2 separate regions of the Mus musculus genome follow, and region 1 is linked to region 2. The links are chromatin contacts, found by Hi-C or POLR2A ChIA-PET in ENCODE. All regions are on one chromosome and are shown on one strand. The core of a region is the stretch at or near the end of the contact, and the rest is flanking DNA. Distances in the headings are between cores, read along the strand shown. Region 1 has its middle 56 kb from the start of Adgrf1. Region 2 holds the start of Adgrf1 (adhesion G protein-coupled receptor F1).

Evidence for each region. Hi-C counts contacts between places; a loop is a spot of excess contacts on that map. ChIA-PET counts read pairs that join two places held with the same protein, here RNA polymerase II (POLR2A).
Region 1: a loop to region 2 is called in a map of heart, with 5 times the contacts of the local background. The contact joins the enhancer-like site here to the promoter of Adgrf1 in region 2. A Hi-C loop is called at or near these places in 11 of 37 maps with a recorded cell type or tissue (Patski, T-helper 17 cell, heart and 2 more). POLR2A ChIA-PET finds 5 or more read pairs at or near these places in 1 of 5 experiments (Patski).

What each region holds. Positions count from the first base shown.
Region 1 is chr17:43,325,485-43,328,184 of GRCm38, reverse strand. It overlaps a transcript of Adgrf1 not described here. Among named protein-coding and RNA genes, the nearest start is that of Adgrf1, 56 kb to the right of the region's middle. Within about 2 kb of position 1,329, at least 2 of the 3 ENCODE cell types and tissues checked have a DNase peak (open chromatin) inside an H3K27ac peak, as active enhancers do; they include heart, where a contact is called at or near this core.
Region 2 is chr17:43,268,913-43,271,612 of GRCm38, reverse strand. It overlaps Adgrf1 (adhesion G protein-coupled receptor F1), which reads right to left and starts at 1,266. Exons shown (of 16, transcript NM_133776.2): 1 at 1,129-1,266.

The sequences.
Region 1 (2,700 bases), core at 80-2,579, 57 kb before region 2:
TATGTGTGTTCTAGTAGAGTCTATATATGGTCTAGCTATGCGTACAGGGCTGGAAGGCCTTGGGAGAGTGTAACTCAGTCTGGGACTGCAGAGATAAGGAGGAAGATCTGTTTACTGTTTCCTGGTCCCAGGGCCCAGCCTGAGCCCCAGGATAGAGGGCAGAGGCACTGTGCTGAGTAGTTTCCTGTTGACTTGACACAAACTGAGGTCACCTTGGAAGAGGGAACTGAGAAAATGCACTCCCCCCCCCCCCCCCAACCCCGGGAGATTGACCAAGTATCTGGGGCATTTTCTTAATAAATAATTGCTGCAGGGAGGGGCCATTCCACTAGGGCTAGAGCTACCCCTGGTAGAGGTAGTGCCGGAATACACGCGCGCGCACACACACACACACACACACACACACACACACACACACACACACAAGCTAACAAGTCATGAGAGCAGTAAGCGTATTCCCTCCAGGTCCCTGCCAGGCTTGACTCGGGGCCTTGGTTTTCCTTAGTATCCGACTGTGGTGGGGATGAGTAAGACAATAAGCCCCTTCCTCCCCAAGTTGCTTTTGGTCATTGTCTTTATCACAATGCTAGAAAACAAAGTGAGCCATGCATTCATTGCAAGGCAGCTCCGATGATCTCTCCTGGACAGCATTTGAGCTCTAAGTCTCTGCTGAGGATGCAAGTCACCTGTTTATGGGTGTTAGGCCTTAAGAACAAAACCAAAACCGCAAAATGAGCAACGCAGCCACTTCAGGCGTAGGGGTAAAGCGCAAACCTTACGCAATTCTCCAAAGTACTTTGTTCCTAGCAGTTAAATCTGAAAAGCACACGGGAGTACCAGTCAATCTAGCCCTAAGGTCCTTGACTCAACCCTGTATCCACTCATGATGTCCCAAAAGTGTACCCAGTTCACACAGGCTGGTTTCTAGCAGGTGAAATCGCTTACAGAACCAAGCAGATTCCCGCCTTGCTGAGAAGCAGCCCTCACAGTTTATCAGCGCCCCGGGGCACAAATCCAGGAAACAGAGGCATTGTTTGCCCCTCAGCTGAGCTATTATGCTCTGGTCTTCCTAATCTTTCCTACTGAACAGAGAAAGGCTTCAGCAACATTCCTAATCAGAGAAGCAGCATCAACACTGTCGCCCCCCACCACCACCCGGGCACCACCATCCCCCGCCCCGCCCTCACTACCCCAGCGCGCCTCTTGCCCTGCTCCCCACCCCCTCCCCGGCCGCCCCGCTTCCCACCGGCGTCATATCCTTTGTGCTAGGGACACAATTAAGCTTTCAAGGTGTCTGCGTGAGTTTCTTGGTCAGAGCCTGCCCCCTCAAGTTAAGTGACCGTAAGTACAGTTCAGCTCAACAGCCTTCTTGCCAAAGCTTCGTGTTTCCGAGAAGGAGGAAAGAGGTCTGGGAGTTTTTAACTGACGCCTGCTTTGAGCTGAGAAACTTCCTAGAGAGTGGAGCAAGTGGCCATCTCGTTTGCTCTGGAAATAGAGCAATAAAGGCGACTCTTCTTCGGAGTTCTTTACAGAGTTATACAAAGGCAAACCTTTTTTTTTAAATTAAAAGTTTATTTTAATTAAAAATATTAGTGTTTCACTTAGCATATACAAAAATAGTTCCCCCCTACACTATCCTCTCCCCCAGCCCCCACTTGTTCTCTTTCTCCCCCAGATATCTCTTCTGCCTTTATGCCACAGACATGTGTGAGTGTGCATTATTAGCTTTCAGGGAGGGAGAGAGGAGGGGACACACACACACACACACACACACACACACACACACACACACTCTACAGGTTGGGGTTTGGAAGGGTCATTCATTTCAGACAATAGACCATAGCAGGAGTTCAAAGGCAACGTTTTGGGTCCACAAGACAAAGGATGTCTCTCCTTTCAAACGTTTCTAGTGTGGGCTGGAGGGGGCTATACTGAGAGGAAGCAGGCTTAGTTAATATGTGACCCATACAGCGTAGGCGAGTGTTGAGTCACTAAGGCACTATGGGAGAGTGGGGCCACAGTCCAGCTGCTTCAGATCCCATGCTCAGTGGAGGTCTAGGCCCTGTGAGAAACCCTCTCCGCTTGGGTCTGAAGTGTCTGGGTACTCAGTCTATCACGTGCATGTATAGTGGAGCTGAAGAAATTTGTCTCTGACCTTTACATATTTTTAAAAATACCACAGTATTTGCACTAATTCTTTAAGAGTTCCATATTACATATGTTGATCATAATCACTCCTGACTCCTCCCCACAACTCCTATCAGACCCACTGCCTCCTCCCTACCCCACTACTTAATCTCTCATTCTCTCTCTCTCTCTCTCTCTCTCTCTCTCTCTCTCTCTCTCTCTCTCTCTCTCTCTCTCTCTCTCTCCCTGATACTATCTTACAACAGATAGTGTCCTGATCCTCTGGCTCTTACACTCTTTCCTCTCCTCTTCTGCAATGTTCTCTAAGCCTTGGGTGTAGGGGTCGTGTTGTAAATACATTGATTGGTCATTGGCCTAAGAGCCTGTTGCCCTCAGCATTTGACCAGTTGTGGGTTTCTATGATGGTCCCCGTCTGCTGCAATTAGAAGCTTCTTTAGCCTTGGGTGAGAGCTACTCCTACCTGACGATTAAAGGACACACGTTTAGAATAAAGTCAAAATGGTTTGGAAAAGTGGCTTTTCTGAAGCACCCTGCTGATCTTTGACTGCCCAT
Region 2 (2,700 bases), core at 17-2,516:
GAGAATGCCATGTAGATGTGTGGAGGTCAGAGGACAACTTTATAGAGGAATCCAACTCCCACCATATACCTGAGCGATCTCACTTTATCTGCTGAGCCTCTCAGCCAGTGCCTTGACCTTCTGTTTATTTTTCCTTCGGTACCTTTCTACCCTTTTGTCTCTGACGTGAGGGATGAGACAAAGGGTCAGGTTCACATAAGTGCATCCCTTACTGCTGTGGTTAAGACCGGCTCGGATCTCACATAGCTCAGGCTGGCTTCAAACTCTTTGTAAAGCTGAGACTGCCCTTGAACATCTGATCCTTCCACCTCTACCCTGCAAGGGCTGGAATTCCAGGCTGTGGCACCATGCTCAGATGTAAGTGAAGATTTTTATGGAAAATAAAACCGTGACCTTTTCTAGGCCTGTGGGGTCATCTTATATTTCCTCGGGGAAGAAATAAGGGGCAACCACTGTAAAGGACAATGGCTTTTCTGAGAGTCACGAAGGGTGTTCAGTCGGGAGAAAACCTTCAGATTTATACTGGTCCGTGCAAGGTTCCAATAGACACATTCAATAGACCGCAGTGGAAATAAATTTACTTGTCTCAGACACTTAAGGTGGCACAAATTTGTGATCCCAGAACTTGGCAGAGGAGGCAGGAGGATAAGGGATTCAAAGTCAAAGCCAGCCTGGGTTACACCAGTTTGGGGCCAGCCTGCACTACATGAGACCTGTCTGGACCAAAACAACCTAATAAATAAAATCCATTTTATCTTCTCAAGCATGCACTTGAGAAACAAACAAACAAACAGCAGTTATTTTTAACAGGCTCCCTGGAGGAAGCTGTCATATGTTAGGGAGTCGAACTTCTCAGGTCCGTAGCAGTGGCCTGCCCTGTCCTGGGGAGAACCCTTGTCTTGCAGGGGGGAAAAAAAAATCTAGCATTGACATGGAGAAAAATCTCAAGTTCCACAGTTGGGGAGAAACAGAGCCCTGTTGTTTCTAACAGTTGCTTCAACGACTCCCTTCCTTGTTTATCTTTTCAGGAAATGAGATGTTGAAATCAGAATATTCCCCGTAGAGTAAAACACAGCTTAACCAACAGCGCTTGGGTCCTCAGGAATCACACAACAGCTGTTAGCTTACCTGGGACTCTGGACTTCACAGCACAGCTGAGCCTTTCTCCAATGTTCCCCAGCCACTGACACCGTTGGGAGATGCCAAGGGACGCTGGTGACCCAGGACAGGACTGGCAGCCACAGGTCCACTGATGTATCTATCACCAGCTCAGGCCAGGTTGCTGCCTCTGCTGAAAAACACTGGGACACACCCCCTGCAGAGGGAAAGCCAACAGACTTTCCTGCACTCCCTCCCGCCCACTCAGAACCAACATCAGAGCTTGTAAAACAGGCAGTCCAGAGACCAAAGACTTCCCGTTTCTGCCACCAGAGATGTGAGGCTGAGATTGACTACAAAGGGGACAAATATGCTCTTGGGCATGCAGATCAGGACCCTACAAAACATATTCCCTTAGGTGCTCCTGTCCAACCTTTCTGGACATTTTGGGGAGTCACACCCCATAAAGTTGAAGAAATGCATCCCTCCCTGCGGAAGTTCTGAGGAGAAGCAGGTGAGTTCTGTGGGAGGGTAGATAAGATCTCTTCTTTTCCAAAGGTCTTACTCAAAGCTGAAGCATCACCATACAGCTCGCCTGAGTACAGGGCCCACAGACCTCCTCATGGAAAAAAACCGTGGAGCGGACAGCAGCTAACAGGACAGCCGGGACGGGCTGAAGGTGAATGCCTTTTAATAACGATCACGTTCTATCTAAGGTTTCATCCAGCTTAGAAACTGAAGGGTGACCTCTCAATGATGACCAAGCTGACTCGTGAATTGCTTTGTGGTCAACATAACTCTCAACGTGAACAGCCTCATCTAAATTACACAGGGGGCAAAAATGTGCTATTTCTCAAAGAGGAAAATGTCCCTGAATTCAGTGAACGTCCTCGTTTTATTTTGCTTCCTTTAAGTATGCAGAGTCTACAAATGGTTCGAGGTGGTTTTACAGTACAAATTCGAGAATAGCATAGTGTTGGGTAAAAATAAAGAGCCAGGAATGTTAGCTGGGTAGGGTAGCTAATGCCTATAATCTCAGCATATGAGATGCTGAGGCAGGAGGATTGCTTTGAGTTCAAGGCCATCTGAAGCCCTAGGCTACAAGCCAGCCTGGACAGAGTGAGAATCCACCCACATATACATACATACATACATACATACATACATACATACATACATACATACACATATATACATAGATACATATATTCATACATACACACATACACGTGTGTGTGTGTGTGTGTGTGTGTGTGTGTGTGTGTGTGTGTGTACTGCCTCTGTACTGGTTCTGTTCCCAATACCACACAAACCATGGTTGTGAGCATCTGTAATCCTCACACTTAGGCAGTAGAGGCAGGAGGGTCAGAAGTTGAAGGTCCTCCTCCTTGGGTATATGATGAGTTCCAGGTTTTCCTGTGCTATACAGGAAGATCTTACCACAAAAATAAATGAATAGATAAATAGACATACAGACAAATAAACAAGGGAACGCTTAAAAGGTAATGTCAAAACCGTGCAAATGATAATCGGAGTGATTATTATGTTTTACCAACTCAAAACTTCATGCTCGGCCCAGAACTCCCTAAGATCCGTGAACAG